Linked DNA regions of Homo sapiens: all the other regions are linked to region 1. Evidence: read pairs that join two places in POLR2A ChIA-PET (ENCODE). Cell type or tissue: HepG2. All regions are shown on one strand. Each heading gives the region's core, and the rest is flanking DNA. Links, peaks and the distances in the headings are about the cores only.

The links. Peaks named below come from ENCODE experiments on the same cell type or tissue, not always from the same donor. Only the 100,000 strongest peaks of a DNase experiment are listed, where the experiment ranks them.
Region 2: POLR2A ChIA-PET joins it to region 1 with 20 read pairs; 24 of 35 experiments call an interaction of 5 or more read pairs at or near these places.
Region 3: POLR2A ChIA-PET joins it to region 1 with 17 read pairs; 19 of 35 experiments call an interaction of 5 or more read pairs at or near these places.

What each region holds. Positions count from the first base shown.
Region 1 is chr12:52,881,439-52,887,271 of GRCh38, forward strand. It overlaps the pseudogene RPL7P41. Among named protein-coding and RNA genes, the nearest start is that of MIR9898, 15 kb to the right of the region's middle. RefSeq lists a silencer at 3,367-3,661. In HepG2, for the core only: a CTCF peak has its summit at 3,555 (motif pointing right); DNase peaks (open chromatin) are centred at 3,193 and 3,533; H3K4me3 peaks cover 425 bases.
Region 2 is chr12:52,989,563-52,995,395 of GRCh38, forward strand. No RefSeq gene overlaps it. Among named protein-coding and RNA genes, the nearest start is that of EIF4B, 14 kb to the right of the region's middle. In HepG2, for the core only: no CTCF peak of the experiment used is centred there; DNase peaks (open chromatin) are centred at 3,249, 3,649 and 4,092; H3K4me3 peaks cover 312 bases.
Region 3 is chr12:52,947,227-52,953,059 of GRCh38, forward strand. It overlaps KRT18 (keratin 18), which reads left to right and starts at 1,892. Exons shown (of 7, transcript NM_000224.3): 1 at 1,892-2,364; 2 at 3,102-3,184; 3 at 3,524-3,680; 4 at 4,255-4,419; 5 at 4,505-4,630; 6 at 4,893-5,116; 7 at 5,496-5,680. The coding sequence starts at 1,948. The coding sequence ends at 5,616. It also overlaps a transcript of KRT8 not described here. RefSeq lists silencers at 539-833, 1,591-1,710, 1,721-1,800, 1,841-1,890, 2,552-2,575 and 3 more, enhancers at 1,224-1,598, 1,287-1,880, 1,881-2,474, 2,298-3,497, 2,409-3,063 and 1 more, promoters at 1,480-1,559, 1,480-1,490, 1,568-1,650, 1,860-1,921 and cis regulatory regions at 1,568-1,650, 4,919-5,099, 4,957-4,990. In HepG2, for the core only: a CTCF peak has its summit at 5,132 (motif pointing left); DNase peaks (open chromatin) are centred at 1,705 and 2,715; H3K4me3 peaks cover 2,444 bases; H3K27me3 peaks cover 235 bases.

The sequences.
Region 1 (5,833 bases), core at 473-5,472:
AAGTGCTGGAATTACAGACGAGCCACCGTGCCAGCCCTCTGCTCCTACCTTGTTTGGATTTTGTGAGATTCCATCTTGAGCCTGGAGAACGGTACATGTATGTGCTTCCTGTACTGAGTAAAAGAGAACCATTCAAAGGAGGGGAAATTGAAGAGGAAAACTAGTAGACAGTATTGGGGTTACAAACGTGAGCCACCCCGTCCCTGGCCGTTTTTTCTAAACATTTGAATTAGTTGCCAACATTTAAAAATCAGAGGCATATGCAGGAGGATCACTTGAGCCCAGAAGGTCGAGGCTGCAGTGAGCTATGATGGCAACCACTGCACTCCAGCCTGGCAACACAGCAAGACTCTGTCTCTAAAAAAAATAAATAAATAAAATAAAATAAAATGAAAATAAAGAGATTTCATGTAAAAATCCAAATTTCTAATTTATTTTGCAAAGTTGAAAATTCTGGCCACTCTGGAACCACATTCCCAGGTGGCTATGATTGGCAGAGGGTGAGTAAAGAGGCTGCCTCAGATCTGATCCCAACATTTGAGGAACCAGGAAAAGGTGCAAAAGGAGAGCCATAGTTCCCAGCTCTTCTCACCTCAGCTCCTTCCTGCAGGCCAGGGGCCTGGCACACAAGTCTGTGGATGCCCCAGCTGCTCTTCCAAGTGCTATCTGTACTAGGCCAATAGAAATATGTAAGTAACCATCCTGGCTAACATGGTGAAACCCCGTCTCTACTAAAAACACAGAAAATTAGCTGGCTGGCCATGGTGGCTCACGCCTATGATCCCAGCACTTTGGGAGGCCAAGGCAGGCGGATCACGAGGTCAGGAGTTCGAGACCAGCCTGGCCAACATGGTGAAACCCCGTCTCTACTAAAAATACAAAAATTAGCTGGGCGTAGTGGTGGGCACTTCTAATCCCAGCTACTCCGGAGGCTGAGGCAGGAGAATCGTTTGAACCCAAGAGGCAGAGGTTGCAGTGAGCTGAGATCATGTCATTGCGCTCCAGCCTAGGCGGGGCGAGACTCTGTCTCAAAAAAAAAAAAATTAGCCAGGCGTGGTGGCATGTGCCTATAGTCCTAGCTACTCAGGAGACTGAGGCAGGAGAACCTCTTGAACCCGTAAGGTGGAGGTTGCAGTGAGCCGAGATTGTGCCACTGCACTCCAGCCTGGGCAACAGGGTAAGACTCCATCTCAAAAAAAAAAAAAAAAAAGAAATATATAAGTAAATTAAATACAAATGGAAGCCACTTATGGAACTTTCTAGTAAACACATTTTAAAAAGTAGGTGAAATTAATTTTAATAATATATTTTATTTAACCCAATATACTCCAAATATCATTTCAATATGTAATTAATATAAAAAATTAATAATATGATATTTTACATTCTTTTTCCCTTATATTAAGCCTTCAAGATTGAGTGTACAATTTATATTCTCAAAACATCTCAATTCGGATTAGCTGCATTTCAAGTCACGTAGCCATATGTGACTAGTGGCAACCTTACTGGACAGTGCAGATCTAGACACCCCTAATTCTCACCCCAGCTGCCCCAGGACTAATAGTATGCAGGAAGTGGGGCATGGGGAAGAAGTCCAAGCAGCTCCTGGAAGAATGCTTAGGCCATTTGGACAGGACTTCAGGACACAGGCCCTTTCTGGGCATGTGCACTCCCTGGACCCCTCGGATTTCTCACCCGGGGGGAAGAGCAAAGCCAGAGGAGAAACAGAAAATTAAACCACACTTGTGTCTACATTTCAATCTATGTGAGAGAATAAGAGCCCCATATGCTTCAAAAAAAGTAAGGCAGGCTGGGCGCGGTGGCTCACACCTGTAATCCCAGCACTTTGGGAGGCCAAGGCGGGTGGATCCCCTGAGGTCAGGAGTTCGAGACCAGCCTGACCAATATGGTGAAACCCCATCTCTACTAAAATGACAAAAATTAGCCGGGTATGTTGGCATGCGCCTGTAGTCCCAGCTACTTCAGAGGCTAAGGCAGGAGAATTGCTTGAACCTGGGAGGCGGAGGTTGCAGTGAGCCAAGATCACACCACTGCACTCTAGCCTGGGTGACAGAGTGACAGTCCGTCAAAAAAAAAAAAAAAAAGTAAGGCAAAGCATAATTCTTTGTGAACACAAGGAATATACCAAAGTTTCAATGAGCAAACAGCATTATGTGTCTGTCTACATTTTCTTTTTTTTTTTTTTTTTTTTTGGGAGATGGAGTCTCACTCTGTCACCCAGGCTGGAGTGCAGTGGTGTGATCTCAGCTCCCTGCAACCTCCACCTCCTGGGTTCAAGCGATTCTCCTGCCTCAGCCTCCCTAGTAGCTGGGATTACAGGTGCACGCCACCACACCTGGCTAATTTTTTGTATTTTTAGTAGAGATGGGGTTTCACCATTTTGGCCAGGCTGGTCTCGAACTCCTGACTTCTTGATCCTCCTGCCTTGGCCTCCCAAAGTGCTGGGATTACAGGCGTGAGCCACCATGCCCAGCATAATGTCTGTCTGCATTTTCTTATAGACTTACTTTGTTCTTTTACCTTAGCTGCCTGCCCCCATTGGCATTTAAGATTTTTATTCCCTTGGCCAAAAAATAAATAAATAAATAAATAAATAAATAAATAATAAAAAACCAAGGTCTTATATTCTGTCAACTTTTAACAATGAGAGTCAGAAATATGCCTAAGTATTGATGTTATCTGAGCATTAAGTTTGAGGATAGGCCAGGGCATGGTGGCTCATACCTGTAATCCCACACTTCTGGAGGCCGAGATGGGCGGATCACTTGAGCTCAAGAGTTCGAGACCAACCTGGGCAACATGGTGAAACCCTGTCTCTACCAAAACTACAAAAAATTAACTTGTTGTGGTGGCATGCACCTGTAATGCCAGCTACTTGGGGGGATGAGATGGGAGGATTGCCTGAGCCCAGGAGGTAGAGGCTGCAGTGAGCTGAGACTGAGCCACTGCACTCCAGCCTGGATGAAAAAGTGAGACCCTGTTTCTAAAACAAAAAAACAAAAGTTAGAGGCTAGCCACCCAGATGGCCTCCCAGAAAAGACAGACTTCAAAGGAATGGAGTCAGTGTTCCCAGGGTTTTACTTCTATAGGCAGAAACAGGGAAGTCTAACAGAGTTCCACATTTTCCATACAAAGCCCGTGCATAGGTCACACCGATTTGATTGATTACAGCTTGCTACATTCCAGAGAAGATTGCGTTAACATTCCATGAGGAGGGGTAATGATCTGAGGGAGTCTTATCTCTGACACTATTTGGTTATTTCTAATCTTTTACAGGAAAAGGAGGAAGTCACAGCTGCATGTGTGTGGCACGGGCCACATAGTTATCCTCCACTCAAGGCTCAAAATAATTTAAGTTCCAACACCTTTAAGTTTGAATTATTTAATTTCACAAGTCTTACTGTTTTAATAAATACCCAAAAGTAGACGGAGCTGGAAGGAAATGTAGTGTCAGGGGACCACCTGGAAGCCAGGAGACGGTGGCACTGCGGGGTGTTTGGCTGGACACTCCCCACAATGCCCTCCAGGGGGCGCCAGGAGCCTGGATAAAGAGACCCGCAGGAGCAAAGGTGGTGACTGTCCCTCTCCACCCCAAGGCAGGCCCAACTAGCATGGTCCCACTCGGGTCCTCTCCTCCAAGCCTGCAAGTTTCTCCTAAGTTAGAAGCATCTGGGCAGGAAAAATAATCTGGAAAAAGCTCAGGTTTAGAGCCCTTTGTTCTGATCCATGCGGCCACCAAATAGCTAGGCAACCCTGAGAGTCTGCCCCTCCGGGGCCTATAAAATGGGGTTTTAATCGGCCTCACAGGGCACATGTGTGGATCAAACAAGGCAGAGCCTTCCTGAGTGCTTTGGAAACTGAAACCCAATACAGACATGAGGAGGAAAACCTGAATGGAGCTCTTTCCTGGCTGGAACCATGGAGGTGTCCTGGAAAAACCTGAGCTTTTTTCCATATTATTTTGCCTGCCTGAGAAAGAAGTTTGCCCAAACGATACTTCAAAAGGCAAGGAGAGCCAAGCTCAGTGACTCACACCTGTAATCCCAGCACTTTGGGAGGGCCGATCACCTGAGGTCAGGAGTTCAAGACCAGCCTAGCCAACATGGAGAAACCTCATCTCTACTAAAAATACAAAAATTAGCCGGGCGTGGTAGCAGGCACCTGTGATCCCAGCTACTCGGGAGGCTGAGGCATGAGAATTGCCTGAACTCAGGAGGCAGAAGTTGCAGTAAGCCAAGAGCACACCATTCATTGCACTCTAGCCTGGAAAACAAGAGCAAAACTCTGTCTCAAAAAAAAAAAAGAAAGAAAGAAAGGCGAGGAGGAAGCTTATCTATGGAAAAGTGAAGCACTATCACAAGGAATATAGGCAGATAGATAGAACTGAGATTCAACTGGCTCAGATGGCAAGCAAAGCTGGCAACCTCTATGTACCTGCAGAACCCAACCAAGTTGGCGGTCATCAGAATCAGAGGTATCAATGTGTGAGCCCACAGGACCAAAAGGTATTGCAACTTTTTCACCTTTGTCAAATCTTCAATGGAAGCTTTGTGAAGCTCAACAAGGCTTCCACTAACATGCTGAGGATTGTAGAACCATATATTGCATGGGGGTACCCAAATATGAAGTCAGTAAATGAACTAATCTGTAAGTGTGGTTATGACAAAATTAATAAGAAGTGAGCTGCCTTGACAGAGAACACTTTGATTGCTTGACCTCTTGGTAAATACAGCATCATCTGCATGGAGGTTCTGATTCATGAGATCTATACTGTTGGAAAACTCTTCAAAAAAGCAAATAACTTCCTGTGGCCCTTCAAATTATCCTCTCCATGAGGTGGAATGAAGAAAAAGACCACCCATTTTGTAGAAAATGAATGTTGGCAACAGGGAAGACTACATCAATAGGCTTATTAGAAGGATGAACTAAGGGTCCACCATAATTTTTTTTTTTTTTTTGAGATAGAGTCTCACTCTGCTGCCCAGGCTGGAGTGTAGTGGCATGGTCTCGGCTCACTGCAACCTCTGCCTCCTGGGTTCAAGCGATTCTCCTGCCTCAGCCTCCTGAGTAGCTGCCACTACACCTGCCACTACACCCAACTAATTTTTTGTATTTTTAGTAGAGACGAGGCTGGTCTCAAACTCCTGACCTTGTAATCCGCCCACCTCGGCCTCCCAAAGTGCTGGAATTACAGGCATGAGCCACTGTGCCCGGCTACCTTGATTATTTTTCTAATCTGGTCAATTAATAAACAGTTCCTGCTTTCAAAATGAAAAAAAGAAAAAGAAAACCTGAATAGAGGTTATGGAAAGTGAATGTGCTGCCCTGGGGTGGGTGAGGGACACAGAAGGGGTCAGAGAGATAGTTCATCTCGAAGGGGATCCTAAGGGAAAGAGCATGCATCTTTATTTATAGTTTGCAAAACATCTTTACGTGCATCACCTTAATAAACATTACTGCCTTTAATCCTCATGAACACACTGCAATCTGATTGTCCCCATTTCACTGGCAGCAAACTGAAGTTCAGAGCAGGGAGGCAACATCCTCAGGGTCATAGATCCTGTGTGACTGGCAGAGCCAGGGTGCCCACCTAGGTCTTCTGCCCCCTCACCCAGGGCTTATCCCACTGTGCTGACTTTAATCATGTGTCCCTTGCAGAGGATGCCAGGGCCCATCTTCCTGAAACTGCTTCCATCAACTCCCTTCCTTATTCCCCATGCCTCAAGAAAAACAAAAAAAGAAAAACAGTCCAGGCAAGGTGGCTCACACCTATAATCCCAGCACCTTGGGAGGCTGAGGTGGGTGGAGTACC
Region 2 (5,833 bases), core at 541-5,540, 110 kb after region 1:
GGTGCAGTGGCTCACACCTGTAATCCCAGCACTCTGAGAGACCAAGGCAGAAGGATCACTTGAGGCCAGGAGTTTGAGATCAGCCTGGGCAACATAGCAAGACACCCATCTATACAAAAAATTTTAGAAGTTAACTGGGTGTGGTGGTGCATGCCTGTAGTCCAGCTACTCAGGAGGCTGAGGCAGGAGGATTGCTTGAGCCCAGGAGTTCAAGGTTGCAGTAAGCCATGATTGCACCACTGCACCCTAGTGTGGGCAACAGAGCAAGACTCTGACTCTAAAAAACAACAAAAACTGCTGGACGTGGTGGCTCATGCCTGTAATCCCAGCACTTTAGGAGGACGAGGTAAGTGGATCACCTGAGGTCAGGAGTTTGTGACCAGCCTGACCAACATGGCGAAACCCCATTGCTACTAGAAATACAAAAATTAGCCAGGCATGGTGGTACACACCTGTAGTCTCAGCTACTCAGGAGGCTGAGGCAGGAGAATTGCTTGAACCCAGGAGGTGGAGGTTGCAGTGAGCCAAGGTCGCACCACTTCACCTCAGCCTGGGCAACAGAGCGAGACTCCGTCTCAAAAAAAAAACACACACACACACACACACAAAAACAAACAACAAAAAAAAACCAAAACAGAAATGAGGTTTACATGTTACAAGGCCCTGAAGAAGAGGAAAAAAACTGTGTATAAAATACCACCTGGATAAAATAAGCCAAATACACAACTAAATGGGAGACCAGGCCAACAGGATGTCTTGGGAAGATGTCTTGAAGTAGGAGGGGCTTCTCCTGCAAAGGATTTGGCAAGACTAAGAGGGAGCAGGCATTCCAGATGAAGAGAATGATGAGTAACATGGAAAAGCCCAGCGTCCGCTCCGGGCCAGGCAGAAGTTGAGGTGACAGATATAGTAGGAAAAGCAAGCTGAGGGCAGTTCATGCAGAGCTTTCAATGCTGGAGAGTAGGGCCTTGGAAAGAGATGTGGTGACACAGTAAGAGCGCTCTTTCAGGGAGATTTATCCAGGAACTATGTGCTAGGTGGATGGGCGGAGATGAACTCAAGTGGGACAATTCCTGAAGCAGCACAGAGGGGAAAGGAAAGTCATAGTTAGAGCGGAGTTCATGGGGACGGAGGAGAAGGGAAGGATAGGAACCCCTACCACCTTCTCCCTTGCTCACCAAGTTCCAGCCACAACAGTCTCCTTGGGCCGCAAACATGCCAAGCACCACCTCAGGGTCCTCGCCTGCCAAGAACACACTTTGCCTTTGCAACACTCTTCCCCAGATATCACTAGGCCTTGCTCTCACATTTCTACTTCCTTCACCTCTACTTCAGTCCCTCTGGCACTTGACAACTAAATATAAAATACAACTCTTCCCCCATGGCGTATTCTCTAGCTCTCTGGCTTTCTATTTCTCCATGGCACTTATCATCATCTGACCTATTATACATATATATATATATAATTATTATTTATTTATTTTTTTGAGATGGAGTCTCACTCTGTCACCCAGATTGGAGTGCAGTGGCATGATCTCGGCTCACTGCAACCTGTACCTCCTGGGTTCAAGCAATTCTCCTGCCTCAGCCTCCCGAGTACTGGGATAACAGGCGCCCACCACCACGCCTGGCTAATTTTTGTATTTTAGTAGAGACAGGGTTTCACCACGTTGGCCAGGCTGGTCTCAAACTCCTGACCTCAGGTGATCCACCCGCCTTGGCCTCCCAAAGTGTTGGGATTACAGGCATGAGCCACCGTGCCCAGCCAACCTATTATATATTTGTTTGTCTGTTCATGCCCAATATAATGTAAGCTCCGTGAGGATACAGACTTTTTTTAGTTTGTCATTGTCTATTCAGTGCCTAGAACAGGGCACATGGTAGGGAGTCAATGAATAATTGGCTTGGTTTTGGATGGAGAGATTAATATGATACCAAGGGTTTGAGACTATGACTTGGAAGATAGTAGTACCATTAACAGCAATAGGGAAGCTGGAATAGAAAGATGAACCTTTCCACTTGAGACATGTTGAATGTGAAATGTGTAAGAGATGAACTGAAAACTCAGGACTAGTTCAGGGCAAACCCACAGGGCAGTGGAAGGCAGACTCCAAATCTCCAAAGAGTAAAAAACTGAGGGAAAAACGTTTAATCAGAGGAGCAAGACTGTCAGGTCCAAAGGGCAATGTAAGGCCATAACTGGGAAAGTAAATTACTGGGTCAGAAGCTAATAAAGAAATGTCAATGTTGAATAGGAAATGTGTGAAGAAAAGGAGATAGAGTCAAGCCATGAGAAAGAATCATTAGAGCCAAGAACAGTGGCATATGCCTATTGTTCTAGCTACTTGGAAGGCTGAGGCTAGAGGATTGCTTGAGCCCAGGAGCTCAGCCTGGGCAACATAGCAAGACCCAGCTCTTAAAAAAGAAAAGAAAAGGCCAGGCGCGGTGGCTCACACCTGTAATCCCAGCACTTTGGGAGGCCGAGGCAGGCAGATCACGAGGTCAAGAGATCAAGACCATCCTGGCCGACAAGGTGAAACTCCATCTCTACTAAAAATACAAAAATTACCTGGGCATACTGGCAGGCACCTGTAATCCCAGCTACTTGGGAGGCTGAGGCAGGAGAATCACTTGAACCCGGGAGGCAGAGATTGCAGTGAGCTGAGATCGTGCCACTGCACTCTAGCCTGGCGACACAGCAAGACTCCATCTCAAAAAAAAAAAAAGAAAGAAAGAAAGAAAAAGGAAAGAAGGAGCCATTAGGCCCCTAACAGTGTGTACTTATGCTGTTGGGGGACAGGTAGGACTGACAGCTTAAAGAACATTCTGAGGCTGGGCACGGTGGCTCATGCCTGTAATCCCTGCACTTTGGGAGGCTGAGGTGGGCAGATCACCTGAGGTCAGCAGTTTGAGACCAGCCTGGTCAACATGGCAAAACCCTGTCTGTCTCTACTAAAAATACAAAAATTAGCCGGGCATGGTGGTGGGCACATGTAATGCCAGCTGCTTGGGGGAAGCTGAGGTTTGAGAATCACTTGAACCCAGGAGGTGGAGGTTGCAGTGGGCCGAGATCACGCCACTGCACTCCAGCGTGAGGGATAGAGTGAGACTCTGTCTCAAAAAAAAAAAAAAAAAAGAACATGCTGGGGCTACACTCCAGCATTTAAGCTAAAGCTAGAAATACATGGTTGAAAGGTTGAAGGCATTCACTGAGCTCACCAGGAGCTTTGACACAAAGATAGGGTCTTTGCCCCCATCTGAACAGGAGTGACAACAGAAGCTTTGGGAATTGATAAGTCACTAAGGAAAACAGGGCAGGGCACAAGTTGCAACTGGTGGCCCATGGGCTAAATTGGCCCCAGGTGTGCTTTATTTGGGCTACACAGGGTTGTGATTTTTTGAATTAACTATCCACTTTTAAATGTTGGACTATTTCACCAAAAAAAAATCCATATATCTAGTTTATCTTGAAAAACTGGAAGATCTGGTAACGTTGGGCCCTATTTCAGTTGACAATGAGAGTCAGGGTTGAGTTGTGACTGTCACCTTTAAAGAAAGTACATAGAGTAGGCTAGGCGACAATGACAAAATATCAGCAACTTAACACAATGAAGATTTGTTTCTTGTTCGAGCAAAGTCCAGGGTGAATCAGGCAACTCTCCAGGGTAGCTTTCTTCCTTGCAATGACTCAGGGATCCAGGCTGCACATATCTCATGACTCTGCTATTCCAATTTACGCTCTGGATGATCCCTTCAGGGAGCCGGAGCTGAAGGGCTGCTTTGTGGCACTTACATGCTTCCAACACAAAGTGAAATGGTACTTGAACTAACCGTCCATTTGCTGAAACTAGTCCCAGGACCCTCATCAGGGGCCTGAGAAACGTGGGGCAGCTCATGGATATTGGGTGAGCAGTAAATGTTTCTGCCACATGGAACATGTGCTCTGCAGTTTGCCACATGCTTGCCAGGCTGCTTAAATCATTCACATCATCTACCTGGCTCCTGGAGACACTGGCATTTGCAGCCTTTGGTACAAAAAGAGAGGAGTGCTGAGGAGAGAACCTTGTGGAATGCCACCAGGGAGCAGCCATCACAACAGAACCCTACACTAGCCCAGTGTTTCATGCCAAGGTTCTGTCTGTAAGTGACAGAACCTACCCCTGGGAGGTGACCTGGCTATATCTTTCATATCTCCTGGTCACACTGCTGAGGGGGTGCCTGCTGCTTCTCCACAGATGAAGATTCAAAATGTTCTTGTGTTACAACCTTTGCATATTTCAAATTCCTTAGAGTCAAAAAGGCTATTCTGAATTCTACCTACTTTCCTTCCCCCTATATTGCATTTCTTCTCTTTACTCTTGCTCTGCATAGCTCCTAAAGACTGAACTGGAGCAAAAACCTGCACAGTAGGCTCTGGATAGTACCAGTTCCCATGTAAAATGTTCAGGAAGACCAATTTATGTGATTTTCCTGAAAAGTGTTTGTTTGTTTGTTTGTTTGTTTGTTTGAGACGGAATCTCACTCTGTCGCCCAGGCTGGAGTGCAGTGGCGTGATCTCGGCTCACTGCAAGCTCCAACTCCCGGGTTCACACCAGTCTCCTGCCTCAGCCTCCCGAGTAGCTGGGACTACAGGTGCCCACCACCACACCCAGCCAATTTTTTGTATTTTTAGTAGAGACGGGGTTTCACCGTGTTAGCCAGGATGGTCTCGATCTCCTGACCTCGTGATCCGCCCGCCTTAGCCTCCCAAAGTGCTGGGATTACAGGCGTGAGCCACCGCACCCGGCCTTATTTATTTATTTATTTATTTATTTATTTATTTATTTATTTGAGATGGAGTCTTGCTCTGTCGCCCAGGCTGGTGTGCAGTGGTGCAATCTCGGCTCACTGCAACCTCCACCTCCCGGGTTCAAGAGATTCTCCAGCCTCAGCCTCCTGAGTAGCTGGGACTACAGGCGAGCATCACCATGCCTGGCTAATTTTTGTATTTTTTAGTAAAGACGGGGTTTCACCATATTGGCCAGGATGGGCTTGAACTCCTAACCTCATGATCCGCCCACCTTGGCCTCTCAAAGTGCTGGGATTACAGGCATGAGCCACTGCACCCGGTCTTCTTTTTAATTTATTTATTTTTTAACTTTTTTTTTTTTTTTTTTTTGAGATGGAGTCTTACTCTGTCACCCAGGCTGGAGTGCAGTGGAGGAATCTCGGCTCACTGCAACCTCCACCTGCTGGGTTCAAGCAATTCTCCTGCCTCAGCCTCCTGAGTAACTGGGATTACAGGTGCCCGCCACCATGCCCGGATAATTTTTGTATTTTTTCAGCAGAGACGGGGTTTCGCTATGTTGGTCAGGCTAGTCTCGAACTCCTAACCTCATGATCCGCCCACCTTGGCCTCCCAAAGTGCTGGGATTACAGGTGTGAGCCACCACGCCCAGCCTTCTTTTCATTCATTTATTTGTTTGTTTGTTTGTTTGTTTTTGAGACAGGGTCTTCCTGTCACCCAGGTTGGAGTGCAGTGGCAATCACAGCTCAGTGCAATCTCGAACTCCCGGGCTCAAGTGACCCACCCACCTCAGCTTCCTGAGTAGCTGGGACTATGGGCACACACCACCACGCCCAGCTATTTTTTTTTTTTTTTTTTTTTTTTTTGTAGAAATAGGATTTCACCATGTTGCCCATGGCTGGTCTCCAATACCTGGGCTCAAGGGATCATCCTGCCTCGGCCTTCCAAAGTGTTGGGATTATAGGCATGAGCCACCACGCCTGGCCCAGTTCCCACTATGTTTTAGCTATAGTTGTATGTATTACATTTAAATACATTATAATTCCC
Region 3 (5,833 bases), core at 483-5,482, 66 kb after region 1:
CCTCCCTACCTCCATCCTTCTCACACAGAGGCTGGGGAGAGCATCTTGGAGGATGCAGTCCCCTGGGGCCAGGCTTCTAATCCAGACAGCCCTTACAAGGGGGGACAGGGGAAGGACTGGCTTGGAGAAAAGTCCTAGAAAAGAGGGGAGGGGCACTGGCCACCAGGGCTGGGTCGCTGCTATGATGGTCCTAGGAGTGCCTGCCTGTCCTCTCAGGCCCCATGCGATGTAGGACACATTACTTTTATTTATTTATTTATTTATTTATTTTGAGTCAGAGTTTCGCTCTGGTTGCCCAGGCTGGAGCGCGACGGCACGATCTTGGCTCACTGCAACCTCTGCCTCCTGGGTTCAAGCGATTCTCCTGCCTCAGCCTCCTGAGTAGCTGGGATTACAGGCACACACTGTGCCTGGTTAATTTTTGTATTTTTAGTAGAGAAGGGGTGTCACCATGTTGGTCAGGCTGGTCTCAAATTTTTTTTTTTTTTTTTTTTTTTTGAGACAGAGTCTTGCTCTGTTGTCTAGGCTGGAGTGCAGTGGCATCGAACTCTTGACCTCAAGTGATCCACCCGCCTCGGCCTCCCAAAGTGCTTGGATTACAGGCATGAGCCACTGTGCCCGGCGATGTGGGACACATTATCATCTCTGTGAGAGATTTTTGGTCTCTTTTGTCACCGCCCTTCTCTCCCAGCTCCTAGAACTGGGCCTGGCTCACAGTAGGTGCTGAATGCATACTGGTTGAATTGTAAATGCTCAGGATTTGTTTAATTAAGGATGCAGGAAAGGTGATATACCGGTGTGCAGAAGTCAGGATGCATTCCCTGTCCAAATCACAGTGTTCCACTGAGGCAAGGCCCTTGGGAGTGAGGTCGGGAGAGGGGAGGGTGGTGGAGGGGGCTCAGAGACTGGGTTTGTTTTGGGGAGTCTGCACCTATTTGCTGAGTGAATGTATGTGTGTGTGCATTTGAGAGCACACCTCTGTATGATTCGGGTGTGAGTGTGTGTGAGGAAACGTGGGCAGGCGAGGAGTGTTTGGGAGCCAGGTGCAGCTGGGGTGTGAGTGTGTAAGCAAGCAGCTATGAGGCTGGGCATTGCTTCTCCTCCTCTTCTCCAGCTCCCAGCCTTTCTTCCCCGGGACTCCTGGGGCTCCAGGATGCCCCCAAGATCCCCTCCACAAGTGGATAATTTGGGCTGCAGGTTAAGGACAGCTAGAGGGACTCACAGGCCATTCCACCCGCACACCACCAGACCCCCAAATTTCTTTTTTCTTTTTTTTTTTTTTTTTTTTTGAGACAGAGTCTCACTCTGTCGCCAGGCTGCAGTGGCGCGATCTCGGCTCACTGCAACCTCCGCCTCCCAGGTTCAAGCGATTCCCCTTCCTCAGCCTCCCAAGTAGCTGAGACTACAGGCGTGCACCATCACGTCCGGCTAATTTTTTGTATTTTAGTAGAGAGGGGGTTTCACCATGTTGGCTAGGATGGTCTCGATCTCCTGACCTCGTGATCCGCCCACCTAGGCCTCCCAAAGTGCTGAGATTACAGGCGTGAGCCACTGCGCCCGGTCAAGACTCCCAAATTTCAAACTCGCCAGCACCTCCTCCACCTGGGGGAGAAGAGCATAATAACGTCATTTCCTGCCCTGAAAGCAGCCTCGAGGGCCAACAACACCTGCTGTCCGTGTCCATGCCCGGTTGGCCACCCCGTTTCTGGGGGGTGAGCGGGGCTTGGCAGGGCTGCGCGGAGGGCGCGGGGGTGGGGCCCGGGGCGGAGCGGCCCGGGGCGGAGGGCGCGGGCTCCGAGCCGTCCACCTGTGGCTCCGGCTTCCGAAGCGGCTCCGGGGCGGGGGCGGGGCCTCACTCTGCGATATAACTCGGGTCGCGCGGCTCGCGCAGGCCGCCACCGTCGTCCGCAAAGCCTGAGTCCTGTCCTTTCTCTCTCCCCGGACAGCATGAGCTTCACCACTCGCTCCACCTTCTCCACCAACTACCGGTCCCTGGGCTCTGTCCAGGCGCCCAGCTACGGCGCCCGGCCGGTCAGCAGCGCGGCCAGCGTCTATGCAGGCGCTGGGGGCTCTGGTTCCCGGATCTCCGTGTCCCGCTCCACCAGCTTCAGGGGCGGCATGGGGTCCGGGGGCCTGGCCACCGGGATAGCCGGGGGTCTGGCAGGAATGGGAGGCATCCAGAACGAGAAGGAGACCATGCAAAGCCTGAACGACCGCCTGGCCTCTTACCTGGACAGAGTGAGGAGCCTGGAGACCGAGAACCGGAGGCTGGAGAGCAAAATCCGGGAGCACTTGGAGAAGAAGGGACCCCAGGTCAGAGACTGGAGCCATTACTTCAAGATCATCGAGGACCTGAGGGCTCAGGTAAGGGGTAGGAGGGACCTCAACTCCCAGCCTTGTCTGACCCTCCAATTATACACTCCTTTGCCTCTTTCCGTCATTCCATAACCACCCAACCCCTACTCCACCGGGAGGGGGTTGGGCATACCTGGATTTCCATCCGCGCACCTAGCCACAGGGTCCCTAAGAGCAGCAGCTAGGCATGGGAGGGCTCTTTCCCAGGAGAGAGGGGGAAGGGGACAGGGTTGAGAGCTTTACAGAGGAAGTGGACAGCATGGAGGGAGGTAAGGAAAGGCCTGTAAAGAGGAGGAGACACTGGCTCTGGCGGAATGGGGACTATTGGAGGGTTAAGCGGATGTGGCTAAGGCTGAGTCATCTAGGAGTAAACAAGAGGCCTTCCTTTGGGAGGAGCCAATCCAGGGTGTAGGGGGCCCAGAGTGACCAGGTGCACTAGGGAAAAAATGCCAGGAGAGGGCCAGGAAGAGGACTTGTTAGTAGCGACTCACTTCTGGGCAGGCAGGCCAGCCAGCTAGCCAGCCTGCTGAGGCTTCCCAAGAGGGGCAGAGTGCTGGGATCTGGGAATCCAGGAAAGGAGGGAATGGGGTGGGGCTAGATGAAAAGGGATAGGTGTCCAGGGAGAGCCTCTGGCTATTCCTGGGACCAGGAAGTTTTCACTAGGATACATAACACTTTTTACACACTCACCCCACCCATCCCTGGCTTTCTATTCATGGAACAACCTCTCTCTACAATCCCTCCAGATCTTCGCAAATACTGTGGACAATGCCCGCATCGTTCTGCAGATTGACAATGCCCGTCTTGCTGCTGATGACTTTAGAGTCAAGTAAGTTTGGGGGCTAGAGAGCTGGGGGTCCAGGGGTGGAGCTAAGAAGGATCTGCTCCCCAGGCTGGGTCAGTTAGGGGCTCACAGTGGGATCCTGTTAGGTGTGGGTGGATGAGAGTCAGGGTCCATCAGTGTATTCATTTAACTGTTCATTTGTATAACCCCGTTTAAGAATACTGTCCTCCAAGTGCCAAGAATGGTGCTCAGGGGATTACCACCTAATTGCTGACTCAAGTTGCTGGTTTGCAATGGGCACAGAACTTCTCTTAGTAGGTGGCATGAGTTGAGAAGGTTCTGGATCAGAGATAGGGGCCCCTCTGATCACCTCCACTCCTATAGGTATGAGACAGAGCTGGCCATGCGCCAGTCTGTGGAGAACGACATCCATGGGCTCCGCAAGGTCATTGATGACACCAATATCACACGACTGCAGCTGGAGACAGAGATCGAGGCTCTCAAGGAGGAGCTGCTCTTCATGAAGAAGAACCACGAAGAGGCAAGCAGGGGCCACTGGCCAGGCCAGGGATTGAGGGGCCAAGAGAAGTCTGGGTCGGAGAATAGACAAGACAAACCAACTGCAAGTAGCCTTGCTAAGACGTTTAGAAATAGCAGCCTGGGCTCTTCTTAAATAAGACCGTTCTGATGAAGAGCATTCTCAGGGGGTCGAGTACACCCTGGCTCACCTGAATTACAGGTCAAAATGATATGGGTTAGAAAATGAGATGAGAACAGAAGTAGAAGCAGCTAACACTAGGAGCTGGGGGTGATAAAGGAATGACAGCAGATGGAGTTGGCAGCGCTTCCTAAAAGATGGTAGAAGGAGCAGGTTTGTGAAGGGGAGGGTGGATAAAGGAACAGGGTGAAGTTACAGAGAAACCATCAGTGAGTGGGTGGCATTTCTACCCACTGGAGTAGAAAGGCCAGAACTGGCATTGCCCTGAGTGCAAGCCAAGGGGTTCCTCCTGTCTCTTCTCCAACTGTAGGCCTCCTAGAAGAGGCAATCACAGAAGAAAGGCCTTGTTGGAGCTCTGACCCTGAACCCTCCTCACTTTTGCCCCTGTCACCTTTAGGAAGTAAAAGGCCTACAAGCCCAGATTGCCAGCTCTGGGTTGACCGTGGAGGTAGATGCCCCCAAATCTCAGGACCTCGCCAAGATCATGGCAGACATCCGGGCCCAATATGACGAGCTGGCTCGGAAGAACCGAGAGGAGCTAGACAAGTACTGGTCTCAGCAGGTGCGTGAGGGGAGGGGATGGCTGCCAAGGTGTGGGAGGGAGGCAGACGGAATGAGGGGCCTGATGGACTGTCCCCATCCTGCAGATTGAGGAGAGCACCACAGTGGTCACCACACAGTCTGCTGAGGTTGGAGCTGCTGAGACGACGCTCACAGAGCTGAGACGTACAGTCCAGTCCTTGGAGATCGACCTGGACTCCATGAGAAATCTGGTGAGTGCCTTCACATCACCTGCCCAGCTCCTCCTTCACTTGGCCTCAGACCCAACCCTGTCTCAACCCAAATCCTATCCCTCATATCATGAGTTCCTTTAGCTCAGAAAGAGTCAGTTTCCTCTTTGCATTTCCCTCCACTCCTATCCCTTATCCCAGTACTTGGCACATAGCAGGTGCCCAAAAAAGTTTCCAAAAGTGAAGGGATGAGCAGTCCTGGGACTCTGGGCTCACCCTGCCCCTCCTCTCTGTGCCCCTGCAGAAGGCCAGCTTGGAGAACAGCCTGAGGGAGGTGGAGGCCCGCTACGCCCTACAGATGGAGCAGCTCAACGGGATCCTGCTGCACCTTGAGTCAGAGCTGGCACAGACCCGGGCAGAGGGACAGCGCCAGGCCCAGGAGTATGAGGCCCTGCTGAACATCAAGGTCAAGCTGGAGGCTGAGATCGCCACCTACCGCCGCCTGCTGGAAGATGGCGAGGACTTTAAGTGAGTGGGGCTCTCCTACCCACACGTGCTGGGATCAGGAGATCACTTCTCCCCAAAGTCTGAGCTTTTGGAAGCACCCCATGTGTCTGTTCACTGGTATCCACTGAGCACTGGGCCGTTGCTCCGTGGGTGCTCCTGTGTCTTCAAGGGAGTAACAGTTACAGAGGTCTCCCCCTTGAAGAAAGCAAACTAAGTATTGTCCCTAGCTGTACTTAGTATGCAAATGAAGTTTGGCCTTGAGTTTCCCTTTTCTGGAGGAAGAGGCTGAGGGTGATTTGGAGATAAAGGTAGAGGTCAGGAGGCTTTTTCCCTCTACCTTTCTTGTCTCCCTTCTACTCCACGGGGCTGTTTATAACTTGGGCTTGGTCTTCTGTTACAGTCTTGGTGATGCCTTGGACAGCAGCAACTCCATGCAAACCATCCAAAAGACCACCACCCGCCGGATAGTGGATGGCAAAGTGGTGTCTGAGACCAATGACACCAAAGTTCTGAGGCATTAAGCCAGCAGAAGCAGGGTACCCTTTGGGGAGCAGGAGGCCAATAAAAAGTTCAGAGTTCATTGGATGTCACTTTGTCTTCTTTTGGCTGTTTTCATTGTGCACAAATGCCCTAACCCAACAGTCCCATCCCTGATCCAGCAGAAACCACCTCTGACCCCTGAGGGTTTCATATAGATTGGGGTGTAGAAGGAAGAGGGATCTGTATTCTTGGAAACAC